2 separate regions of the Mus musculus genome follow, and region 2 is linked to region 1. The links are chromatin contacts, found by Hi-C or POLR2A ChIA-PET in ENCODE. All regions are on one chromosome and are shown on one strand. The core of a region is the stretch at or near the end of the contact, and the rest is flanking DNA. Distances in the headings are between cores, read along the strand shown. Region 1 holds the start of Ppm1a (protein phosphatase 1A, magnesium dependent, alpha isoform). Region 2 has its middle 28 kb from the start of Dhrs7.

The links. Hi-C counts contacts between places; a loop is a spot of excess contacts on that map. ChIA-PET counts read pairs that join two places held with the same protein, here RNA polymerase II (POLR2A).
Region 2: a map of heart shows a loop between it and region 1 (3-fold over the local background). The contact joins the enhancer-like site here to the promoter of Ppm1a in region 1. A Hi-C loop is called at or near these places in 1 of 37 maps with a recorded cell type or tissue (heart). POLR2A ChIA-PET finds 5 or more read pairs at or near these places in 2 of 5 experiments (Patski and embryonic stem cell).

What each region holds. Positions count from the first base shown.
Region 1 is chr12:72,759,852-72,766,668 of GRCm38, reverse strand. It overlaps Ppm1a (protein phosphatase 1A, magnesium dependent, alpha isoform), which reads right to left and starts at 5,458. Exons shown (of 6, transcript NM_008910.3): 1 at 5,038-5,458.
Region 2 is chr12:72,689,666-72,696,297 of GRCm38, reverse strand. No RefSeq gene overlaps it. Among named protein-coding and RNA genes, the nearest start is that of Dhrs7, 28 kb to the right of the region's middle. Within about 2 kb of position 1,659, at least 1 of the 3 ENCODE cell types and tissues checked has a DNase peak (open chromatin) inside an H3K27ac peak, as active enhancers do.

The DNA of each region.
Region 1 (6,817 bases), core at 4,209-6,708:
CTCTACAGATTCTTGCAGATGAAGACAACTGTGTACACTTACAGGCATGCATTTCGACGGCAGAACGCTACATTTCAGAAACCCTAACAGTGAGCTTTTAAAATTCTGGTTCCAGGAACAAGGCTCTTTTAATTGAAACAATCCACTCAGGACCTTTTAAAGACTATTTTTAAATCTATTGACATGATTCTGCAATGTCATTTAGGTTCACTAAGCCCATATATAGCTATCCAATGGCTGCTAACAAGGGATTTGTGTATGATTCCACATGTCTCTCATTTAAAATAGTGTAGCTGCTGTACGTAACCTATCTCACCCACTGCACACTTCAAATCACCTTTAGATCACTTTAATATCAAATATAATAGAAATACTGTGTAAATTAAACTATATGGTTTAGAGAATAAATACAAGAAAGTCTATAAATGTTTAGAAACATAGGCAATTTTTAAAAAGTTTAACTCTAGGTTGATTGAAGCGAGAGGTGGAAAACTAATTGTCAGAGAAAGGATCATCACCTATTTCAGAAGGCTGTTGTGAAAAAATGAAAGCTTTACACAAATACAGAGTCAATAAAGGATAGGGGCCTTTTGTCTTTTTCGAGACAAGGTTTCTCTGTGTAGCCTTGTCTGTCCTGGAACTCTGTAGATGAGGATGGCCTTGAACTAACAGAGATCTGCCTGTAAAGGAATGCACCACCATTGCGGTGTACGTAATAATTTATTACTTCCCTTTTTTATCCTGAAGATAAATAAAATAATGTGTCATGATTTTCAAATTATTACCTGCCACAAAAACTAATGAATTTTAATTCAGATCCTAAATATTAATAACAAATACACTTAAATCAATGGGTTGCAAATAAAAAAATTAATGATTATGAAAACTGGAGTTCCTTCCTTATCACTCACTCAGTGCTTAAAATATTGATATTGGGCTGGAGAGTTGGCTTAGGGGTTAAGAGCGCTTCTGCTCTTCTGAAGGTCCTGAGTTCAAATCCCAGCAACCACATGGCGGCTCACAACCATCCGTAACAAGATCTGGCGCTCTCCTCTGGAGTGTCTGAAGACAGCTACAGTATACAATAAATTATACAGTGTATAATAAATAAATCTTAAAATAAAAAACAAAGTGAAACCTTAAAAAAAATATTGATATTAAGAACACAGTATCTACAGTCCAATTTACCTTTTTATTTTGTATGTATGTATGTATGTATGTATGTATCTATGTATTTGCCTACATGTGTGTCTACATACCACAGCTTGTGTTTTATATGTATGTATGTATTTGCCTACATGTGTGCCTATATTACCACAGCTTGCGGAGATCAGAAGGCATCAGATTTCCTGGAACTAGAACTGATGGTTATGAGCCATAATATGCTGGAAATCAAATCTCAGTTCTTTACTGAAAAAAAAAAAGAAAAAGAAAAAAGAAAAAAAAAAAACAACAAATGTTCGTAGCCAGGTTTTTCAACATATATAAATTTGCACTTCTTAGTTTCTTGTAACATTTGTCAAGTCATGAGCTGGAGAGAGAGTTCAGCAGTTAACTGCTCGCTCTTGTGGGTCAAGAGTTCAATTCCCAGCAACCACAGCCATCTGTAATGGGATCTGATGCCCTCTTCTGGTGTGTCTGAGGACAGCTACAGTATGCTTGTATACATAAAAAAAATGTTTATGTAAAGGTAGATAGAGCTTATCACACTCAATACTTTCTCTGGCTCTTCTTGCCTTGGTAGTATTCAGACAGGCAATATAAAGATTACAATCATTATATATATTTTTTTATTCATTCATTCATTCATTCATTCATTCTGTAAACACATAATGAAGCAAAAAGGTGTTACTTATAGCTGAGTGTGGTGGCATGTGCCTTCGATCCCAGTACTGGGAGACAAGCATCAAGACAAGATGGATCTCTGTGAGCTTAAGGCCAGCCTGTCTACATAGCGAATCCTAAGCCAGCCAAGGCTATGTAGTAAGACCCTGTCCCAAAAAATAAATAGAGCTGGGCATGGTGGCGCACACCTTTAATCCCAGCACTCAGGAGGCAGAGGCAGGTGGTTTTCTGAGTTTGAGGCCAGCCTGGTCTACAAAGTGAGTTCCAGGCTACACAGAGAAACCCTGTCTCGAAAAAACTCAAAATAAATAAATAGATAAATGAATAATTTTAGATGTCATATAATATGCAGAACATGAAACATTAGAAAGCATGAAGAAAGAAAAAATAAAGAATATAGTCAGCCTTTCTTTATACATTAATCCAAGCTTCTTAAATGAGAATGGTTTATAACATGCCAAAAAATACATACATTCTTGCTAAAAACAACAAAGTAACCCATGAGGCCACTGAATTGATAAGTATTTGTGTTACCTGAAGACAGGGCAAGCATGACAACAATACAGGAAATCTAACAGCCGCACATTTGTGCTTCTGCTCTCCTGAGGGCCATCCTGCATATGTCACAGGGCCAAGGCTTAGTTTAACTGTGTCAACTCCCCTTGAGCCCGGTTTTTTTTTTTTTAAACTGTCTTTTAATTTGATTAAAGATGAAAAGCACTCACGGGTACTACTCAGACAATAGATGATTGTTTGAAAGGAACATCAAATATATATCAGAATTATTTTTGTATCAGTATAGACTAAGAACAGCAATACATTCTACTGGCCATAAAGTAAACAGCCAAGGTGAGGTTTGAAAAAATTAGAAAGATGCAGACATTTAGTAAGCACTTAGCAATATTTACAAGGCAACAAAAGAGGATGCTATACATTTTGGTAGGGGGGTGGGGAAGATGACAACTAGATATTAGGTGAATTTCCAAACAAAAGTTTAAGTTAAGACAAGATCAACAACACTTGGCTTGAACCAAAATACACAGACACACGGACACATAGACACAAAGAAGCTCACAATGTATTCTTATAATGCTCATCATATCCAACCACTGAGGACCCCAGCTTCTTCAAACATGCTGTCTCAGGTGCATGCTGTCCCCAAAGATGTCCCAGGACATCTTCTAGGCTTCCCAATGGCAAGAGAAAGAAAGATCAGTGAAGGCCACTACAGGAAGGTTCCCTAAAGCCGGGCCACAAACTCAATAGAACAGAGCCCAGAAAGAAAAACAACTTCAAAATGGTAAAACATCTAAGTAGCAGGTCTATCAGGTATGTAGTTGTTAAAGGTATGTTCAACAGTCACAGAATGGCAAAAGAATAATAATAAATATACATGTGATGATGTAATCTACCCCTTGGCATTACTGATTCCAAAGCTCAAAGGGTCAAATGCCTTGTCCCTGGGCACAGATATTTTCGAGCACATTTCTGGCAGAGCACCATTCCTTACAACAGGTTATACTATAATTATGGCTGGTCACTACAGCCCTTCATACTGAAATGTAGTCATTCATTCCATGTGAAAAATAGGGACACAAACCCTGCAAGAAGCAACTTGATGCTTCCAGTGGCCAATTTTACTATTTTTCAAACATGTATTACAACTAATATAAAACATTATCCATCTTAATATTTGATACCACCAACATAATTACTCCCCAGATGTAAAAGTGTTTAGTATTAATACAAATGTTTGAAGAAACTTGCACATATAGTTCATTATAATTTCAAGGTATTACTGCTGTAAGCTTCTAGGTTAAAAGCAGTCATCCCAACATAGCTGACTGTTCAATCAGGTATATACAAGACAAGTGAGGAGAACTTGGTCTTGCACCATTCAAGAGGCCCCGAGCTAAATCTATCCCCAGCAATGCAAAACAAACAAACACACACACACACAAAAATGCAGCCCAGAACTGTAGCACTGGGAAGATGATCTGCTTTGTGCTTCAAATTATTAAACAGTCAAGCAGACATTAAGGCAATAAAGGCGGTATTGAAGATAAGTATGTGGGTGTGTGCTCACTATCTTTCTGGTCCTTAGTTTCCTCATCTGTAACTACAGAAATAATCTTTGGCAAAGGCCCAGAATACAGAAAAGGTTAAAGGGAGGTGAGAACCAAGCACTATGTAGTGAGCCCTCAGAAACCCTAAAATCCTAAGGCCCAGAAAACAATCATTTAAGTTCTATGATTCTTCAGCAGGCTTCTCCTCCATCCAGTAGTAGTCATGTTTGAAATCTGAAAGCCAGGGTTTAAAAAGATTGTTTTTGTTTTTTTCTCTGAACCGTGGAAAACTACTCATTTTCGTAACGTCAAAATCATTTATTCTTCTCAAACAATGCCAATCTCCTTATACTCTAACCGCGCGGTTAAAAATATACCAGGAGCATTATTCCAACTATCAGGAAACTTGGGGTGGGGGCGGCATCGTAGATTGCTTAGACTCTGACCTTTGTGGATTTCTAAGTATCGTGTAGTGTTTGAGAAAAGAGAAAAACACTTTGGATGATGAAATTTGCAAAAGATCTAAAACTCCAGTTGGCAGAAGGCTCTCCACAGCCAGCTGTCTTTCAAGAAGGGGATCCGAGTGTGTTTACAACCTACAAGCAGAAGGGAGCCAAGCCTAAACTAAACTCTAACATAAAGAACTTTCCTCCAATATATCAGGCCAAAATGATGCAAAACCTGTAGTTTACTTCAATGGGTTTGCTCCAAGCCGGAATAATGAATGAAATGGAGGCATCACTACTGAGTTGGGGGCCTCACTTTCAACCCAGCGGGTGAGTCTCCAAATCCAGTGAACTCACGGGCTGATCTGCTTCAAGGGGAGACCCCGCTGCAGGCTCCCCGAAAGTTCCGCGGCCGCCAGTGTCCGCCCCGCCCGGCCGAGGGTCGCGCCCCCTCCCAGCCGCCGCACACACCCCGCCTCCGCCCCCGCCGCGTGTTAACCCCTCGCCACCCGGCGCGGGCTCGGGGAGGAGGCCGCCCAGGGGGTGGAGTTGTCGCGTCTCCTCCCGGGATCGCCCGGGCAGACGCCCGGCTTGTTTACAGGCCCCAGGCCTGGCCGCCGCCGCACAGGCCCTCCGCCCGCCCGCCCTCGCCCTCTTCCTCGCCCTCGCGCCGCGCTTACCCGGAGCAGCCGCGGGCGGGCGGGTCCCTCGGTCGGCCGGGGCGGCGGTGGCGACGGCGGCCGGGCACGGGGTCCCGCGACGGCGGCCGGGCCCGGGCGGAGGAGGGGAGGAGCCGGGCTGGGTCCGGGCCCCCGGCTCTCGGAGCCCTCGCGGCTCAGATCATCCGGGCGTCGGAGCGGGAGGCAGAGAGCGGGGCCCGCGGGAGGCGGAGGAGGCGCCGAGGACTCATCGCTTTCCGCCCCACCTGCCTGGGCCCCCCTCCCCCCGCCCCAGCCACCCGATCCCGAGCTGCGGACCCGGCCGGCGCGGAGACCACGGCGTTCTAGCTCCTGCGCGCGCTCCCGCCCCTAGCGCCGCCACCGCCGCCGCCTCTAGCGCGGCCCCGCGCACGCGCGCTCTCGACACCGCTGCCCCTCGCCCGGCCCCGCCCCGCCCCGCGCCGCCGTTTCCCCCACCCCCGGCCCTGCAGCTGCGGCGCGGCCCATGGGCTGGAGAGACCCGGATGTGGGAGGGCCGGAACTGCGGCTTGGGCGGGGGAGGGGCGGCGGTGACGTCACTGCCCTGCGCTGCTCCTCAGGTCGCTGCCGCGGGCCGATCCCTAGGGAGCGTGGACGTCCTGGGTGCGAGCCAGGCGCGCGGCCTTCGCGCTAGGGCGCAGAGGGCCTCTCCAAACCCGGCTGTCGTCGTCGTCCGCACCCGACTCTTACACCTGCCTACGGACGCCGGTCTCCAGGTGCAGTCTCGGTTAGCGCCCGGCACAGGGGACTCAGCCTGCCCCTTCGACCCCACGAGGCGCACACGAGTGCCGCGGCCATACCGCAGACGTGCGTGTGCAAACCGTTCACGCCTTGGGACACGTGCCTAGCTAGAGCTTCTCGCGGGTTGTCCCCGAGTCCCTGCAGGGATTCCGAATTGTATTTATGTGCACGTTACGGGGTCACGTGATTCGGGCTCAACGGGCACCTCCAAAGACCTCCAGTGGGGCTAATGGAACCGAGGGTTTTTCAAAATCTAGAGGATAATCAGAAACGTGACAGCTGCTTTCACGGAGAGCTAGAGATGAGCAAAAGGTAACTGCACGTGCAGGCGGCCAAAATCCAGTTTAGCTAGCTCGACCACAGAAAACCCGACCCACGCTGCTTGCCGACGCCGGGATAGAATGACAAACCCTAGGCAGCCAATGAATCAGAGCTGGAAAGCAGTACATCACCAGTATGAGTTCCCATTGGTTGGGTGTGCCTTCCCAGCTTTTCAGTCACCAGCTTAACCCTTACAACCAAATTCGCAGGAATAGAAGTTTAAGAGAGATTCTGATATAATACAAAGAAAAAGCATATATTCCGCTGAAATAGGCTAATGCTTTAAAAAAAAAAATACTAAAACTATTAGCCAAATTGAGTTCAGACCAGTAACAAGATTAATTTCAGTAAGGCCTTCCCCTTTTCTCTGGTGCTTACTGCAGTTTGCCACCCCGCTACTTCGTGTCTCTTATAAACCACTCCATTGTCTTGACTCTTAGATCAAATACAACCTGCTTTTGCCGGCTGTCATCCCGCAAACTATTTCTCTATTTTGGATGTTGTGGTAACCATTTCTGATATTTTCACCACGACTTATGGAAGATGATTCCCTTTTCTTCACTTTTACACCTGACATCAATGGCAGGACCACATGTGAGACTGCCAATTCCCAGCAGACACTATCTTCACTGACCCTCCAAATCACTCAGTATTTTGGGAATACGATGAATTTGTAGCACCTCCAGGTATATAAAGTAAA
Region 2 (6,632 bases), core at 410-2,909, 67 kb after region 1:
CCCAGCACTCAGGAGGCAGAGGCAGGCGGATTTCTGAGTTCAAGGCCAGCCTGGTCAACAAAGTGAGTTCCAGGACAGCCAGGGCTACACAGAGAAACCCTGTCTCGAAAAAAACAAAAACAAAAACAAAAACAAAAAAAAAGGAAAGTAGACATTCTAGTTCATTTAAATTTCCCCACATCATATGAATCTGACACTTTTGTTTCTACCTCTTACCTCTACCTAGGTAAGAAGGCTATACTAAAGACACTAAAGCCCATGTTCTTCCCAAGATCAAGGGGTGCAGAGTCTGGTTTGAGAACATTGAACTCAGAAAAGAAGGCTAACTCTATTAACTTTGTCTTAGAAAACTATCTAGTGGGCTGGCGAGATGGCTCAGCAGGTAAGAGCACTGACTGCTCTTCCTAAAGGTCCTGAGTTCAAATCCCAGCAACCACATGGTGGCTCACAACCATTGGTAATGAGATCTGACTCCCTCCTCTGGTGCATCTGAAGCCAGCTACAGTGTACTTACATATAATCAATCAATCAATCAATCAATCAATCAATCAATCAATCTTTGGGCCAGAGCGAGCAGAGTTGACCAGAGTGAGCCGGGCAGAGGTCTTAAAAATTCAATTCCCAACAACCACATGAAGGCTCACAAACATCTGTACAGCTACAGTGTACTCACATACATTAAATAAATAAATAAATCTTAAAAAAAAAGAAAAGAAAGAAAACTATCTAGTATGTCTACTGATACTATCAGATCATGGAGGTTATAGGCGTAACCAACTACTCTCTGGTTGGATGTGAGGCTTGCTTCACAGGAAGGAATTCACACTTGTTACTCTAAATTTGCTCAAAAGTCAATAGTTCAGGAGACCATAGGTCCTGGGGCAAAACTACTACTGCCATTTTTCCTTTTTTCCTAAATGGACACATCATCAAACTGTCTTCTAAATATTTATGTTTCTATTCTTAGGTTAGTGCTGCTCTCGGCCTTAGGCAGCAAGGCATCTTTCTGCAGAGGGCAGCAGACAGCGTGAGACACTCAGAGCTCATCAGCCTGCTTAGGATAAGTGACTACTGAGTGATCAGCTCCGAGTGGGACATTTCTGTCAACCCCCACGAGGCTCCTCGAGCATTGAAGAAATGGGGGCAAAAAGCATGTAAGAGCCAGGGGAGGGGACGGGTGCTGTGAGGTGCCGCCTGCTGGACATGCATCCATCAGCAGCTGTCCTGTCACCTCGATGCAGATTTAGTTGTCTGCACAAGAGCAAACCAGCAAGTTCAGCCAGTATTCCAGGGGCATATGGTGGGGTGTTTGGGAGGAATGGGAGTGGAATTGGAGGAGGGTACGATCAAGATACATTGTATACATATATAAAACAGCTAAAGAATAATGAAAGATTTTAAAACGGCATCTAGGTGTTTATGGCACAGTAATTTATAGTCCAGAATTTAATTTTTTTTTTTTTTTTGGAGAGGTACACAGTAGTTTCTTTTACTACTGTTTATTTTTCTTGCATTGAAATGTCAATCTTTTACTCGGACTTTAGTCATCTGTGACACTGTTACCACGCCGGGTGTAACATGTGGCCAGCTGACTCCCATCCAAACTGTAGTTTAATCTGCCTTCATGGAAACATAACGTTGGCACTGTGGGAGAGGCGGGCAGGGCAGTAGTGCCAACAGCTGAAATTCTGTCTCCAGAAGCTAAACGGTTATCCTGTGCGCTGAATGAGCGGACACACGGTCAACACAACAGCTGCTGATGTCACAAGGAGAGGTTTACTGCGCTTATTTTTAGGGTTGCCAAAGTGGAAAAACAGCCCCACTTAACCGGACATTTCTCCCATCGCTCTCTTTCTCTTTTCTAGGTCTCATCTGCCTTTCTGTCTCTCTCCTTCATTAACACATTTGAATTCACCTTTCAAAGTTGTAGTCCTGGAAACCAGGAAGCCAAAGAGTCTCTTAAAGAAAAACAACAACAACAACAACAACAACAACAACAACAACAACAATTTATTTTGAGCAGTCGAACAGCAGAGGAGAACACCCAGACAGCTCGGATTGGCCAGTTTCTATGTATGCGCCGTTGAAATTAAGAAACATTTTCAAAAATTCTATTCGTCACCTTGGACCCACTTATTTAACAGTAAATATAAGCCAACCAGTAGAGGGCAGTGCTGACTTGTTCCTTAAAACCCTCAACAGTAAGGGCAATTTTAGTAGTGAAAAAAAAATTTTTTTTTAATGTAAAGTTGAGCAATCAAATAGATGAGAAGATTTCAAGGGCAATGAGTCACAGCAACACATGGTTGATGCAAACAGGTTGTCACAATTTTCCTGGGACATAAATTAAATACTTGTTTCACAACCTGCCTTTTTCATGTTTGCTTCTTCCGCATGTGGCACTGTGGCCATCAGAAAATCCTTCCGTGCTCTCGGAACCTCACCTTTCTCATTAGAAAATGATGTATTTGGCACAGATGAGAGTTAGCTTCCCTTTGAGGGAACACTAGTCTACGAAAGAGAATGCTAAATAAAATAATTTTGTAGACAGACCTCCTGGAGAAGTTTAAGGGGACCGTACCCCATCCTCACTGATCATTCTCATTGCCGAGTTAGCTACTCCAAATCCTTGGCAGCGCTTTCTAGAAAACACCTGGGGCCAGAGTGTGAGTCATGCAAGGAAATACACCGACCCTGGCCTTCCCTTCCCTTTATCAACTAAGAAGTTACTACCCCTAGTAGCAGCGTAAGGTATTCTTGATATATACCACTGCTTCGGATGCCTTGCGCCGTTTGCTTTCTAGTGTGTTAACATCGCTTGGGCTCCTGGCTCTAGCTTCTTCCCCACGCCAGGAGCATCATGGCTTTTGCTGTCACACAGAACTGTTTCTGTAAGGACCCAGGCAGTCAAGGTAGCCGGCGCTTTGCACGTGTGGATTTCACAACTGTGGAGTCCATCAGCTGTGGATGGAAAATATTCCTTTTAAAAATCGTGTTCATATTGGGCATGCCTTTTGGTTCCCACTACCCATCATGGCGTTAGTCCCTAAACAATGCAGCATCACACCTATTTACATAGCATTGACATTGTATGCGTTGCATGTATGAGACTCTGGGTTGGATCTTCAGCCATACACTGGACACTGTGGTACACAGTTGTAATTTACAATTTGGGAAGTGGAGGTAAGAAGACCATAAATTCAAAGCCAGCCTGGATTACAGATGTATTTTTGAGGTCAGCCCAGGACATATCTCAACACCGAAAGACAAAAGTAAAAAAGAACCTTGAAGAACTGAGAGAGAAGCCATTCATCATGTGCAAAGGACCTTTAATAAATTAATTAGCAGAGTCCTCCTTAGTCAGTGGGACCAGGAAGGTAGAGGCTTACTTTGGAAAGAGGCTCATTTTCTTTTTTTTTTCTTTTTTTTTTTTTAAAGATTCATTTATTTATTATATGTAAGTACACTGTAGCTGTCTTCAGACAATCCAGAAGAGGGAGTCAGATCTTGTTACAGATGGTTGTGAGCCACCATGTGGTTGCTGGGATTTGAACTCCGAACCTTTGGAAGAGCAGTCGGGTGCTCTTACCCACTGAGCCATCTCACCAGCCCGAGGCTCATTTTCTATGCTTTCAATCACCCACAGTCAACTAAGATTGAAAATATTAAACAGATGTTGGACAGTGGTGGCACACATCTTTAATCCCAGCACTTGGGAGGCAGAGGCAGGTAGATCTCTGTGAGTTCGTGGTCAGCCTGGTCTTCAGAGTGAGCTCCAATACAGCAGAGATACACAACAAACCCTGCCTCAAAAAAAAAAAATAAATAAAAAAGAAAGAAAGAAAGAAAAAAAGGAAGGAAGGAAGGAAGGAGGATAGAAAATTTTAAAGGAAAGCATCACAAATAAGCAATTCATAGATTGATTTTTATTTTATTTTTTAACCTTTTTGGGTGGTGGGAATAAAATCTAGGGCTTTGTGCAAGCTAAGTAATTTCTCTATGGCTGAGCCACATCCACAATCTGGCACCACTGCATACATTTCAAATTGCATGTCACTGTGAATAGTATGATAAAATTCATGCTGTCCAGCTCCACCTAGCCTGGAGTATAGACTGTCTCTTCTAGTGTCTTCATGGTGTATATGCTACCATACATTCTGCACTCAGTCTGGGTTATGAGATCAACTGTCACAGTACTGAAGTACTTACGTTCAATCCCCCATATTACTGGGTGTGTTTGCTACATGCATATATTCTCAGTATTAGGAAGCCTGAGGCAGAGGATTTCAAATTTATGACTGGGTCAGGCTACATAGCAAGACCCCATCTCAACAAAAGAAAACAAAACCTAGGACTAGGAGCAAAGCTCAGTGCTCAGAGATAGAACACTTGCTCCTGGTTTGATCCCCAACATCACCACGAGCAACCCATTGATCAAGCAAGCAAATAAGTAAAAAAATTGTTTTACTTAATAATGATGACAAAGTGCAAGATGACAAAGTGGCACCGGAAACTAGGGTACAAAGGGCAGCCGTGATGTGTTTCCTTTAAGTGATAAAGTGGAGGTTTATCGTGTTTATTCTATAGAGTTCAGTACCATCCACAGCGTTCACAGTGGGTCTGAGAGTAGCTCTCCTACACACAACTGTAGACGACTCTGTTTTAAATGTTGAAAACAGACTTCACTGAGGCATAGCGCTCACTTTAAAGAGAATAAGAGAGTTGACTCTGGAGCCCACTGCTAGTGCCCCAGTAACACAGAATCAGATTATCCCAAATACTGTGTTTCAATGTGGCAACAGTTTCACAAGTTTTTATGGTAACAAGGAATGTTACAAGTTACAAATCAGGGTTTCCCACCCTCTTCTCTCCATATTGGTAGAAACATCAGATAGGTTACAGCAAAGCAGGCACATCTCTGTTCTGGGTCTCAGATGTTAGATGTTAAAGTTAAAAACCTGTTTATACATGTCAAAAAGGCTAGTCATAAGACCCTGTAGCCAGGAGGGTGTCAGGCTGAGCATTGAGGAGGGGAAATAAATGGTTAATATGGAGAGGAGGACAGCAATAGAGAATTTGGCTCTCAACTTTCCACAGTTACTGAAATTTTAGTTAGCCAATAGGCCTTATAGAATATTTAAATTCTGCCTTGTCACTGGGAACTTCACTCCTCAGCTGCTCCTACAGGCCAGTGCCACAGTTTGTGTACACAGATGACAAACATTGCCTTATATGCTACAGTGCTAGGAAGGCTAGGTCCTAGAATCTGACATAGATCAATAGGCAGGAAGAAGTTTTCAGGAGAGATAATAGTTGGTAAAGCCGTAAAGGAAGAAATCTCTGGGTCATTTGAAACATATTAGTCATCATGATATGAATTTTGTTTCCCCCCACTCTCCATCCGTCATAACATTTGCAGATGACACATAAAACTTAAAGTTAAAATAATTAGGGATGTAGGGGCTGGAGAGATGGCTCAGCAGGTAAGAGCACTGACTGCTCTTCTGAAGGTCCCAAGTTCAAATCTCACAACCATCCGTAATGAGATCTGATGCCCTCTTCTGGTATGTCCAAAGACAGCTACAGTGTACTTATGTATAATAATAAATAAATCTTGGAGCTAGAGCAAACAGAGGTCCTGAAAATTCAATTCCCAACAACCACATGAAGGCTCACAACCATCTATACAGCTACAGTATACTCACATACATAAAATAAATAAATAAATCTTTAAAAAAAGATTTAAAAAATAATAATAATTAGGGATGTATCATGGCCTAAAGAAGTGAAGGTGATAGATGATGGTAACACATTTTAATCAGCCAAAAGTAGCATATTTTTTAACTAAGTTGACTCTGTGTTTCCCCCTGGGCCTAGAGTTACTTGTCCTCCATGGAATAAAGCCTTTGACATTATTATCTTAAGTTAGTTTGGAAAGGTAAGTGGACAGCCACAATACAGAAGAAATTAAATAATGATATAGAATTTCATTACATTTTCTTTTAACAGAGTTGACTGTTGCCACATATCAAATGTTATTAGTGGTAGGGATAGAAATAGAAGGTCAGGCTTGTAAGAATTAGGATCCCCTAATTTTTGTAGGCACAACCAAGTCTTATTTCTCATTTTATAGTAAGAAAGGGACACGGAACACCAATAGAAGTCACTTGTAAATATTATCCATTAACTTTGTATTGGCAAAATATAGCTATTATTTTATTTTAAAAAAACGCTAGTGAACTGAAGCATGGGACACCTTAAACACTCATTTAACCAAGAAACACAAGCTCTCACGTTCTAATTGTCTATGAAAGTTACTATAGTTCAATTCTAATTGGGCTTTTAATTTTAGGAGGTGTTTTGCTGCTATAATTGTTCAGGAGTTAACTCAAAATTTTGGGTGGCTCTAATAAGAGTCAGGGGAATTAAAGTCATTTTAAAGGAGTCAGAAGTCTGAGTATACTGTAGGATTTTTTTTTTAATAGCTCTTCACTTGTTATATCTGAACACTTTTCATATCAGGAAAAGCATGGTGATCTAACTGGTTAGTCTTAGTAATATTATTTCCTTTCTCTTAGTAGGAAGACATTTATTTGTTTTAGGCTGTAGAAGTCTGGATTTTAAATGGACAT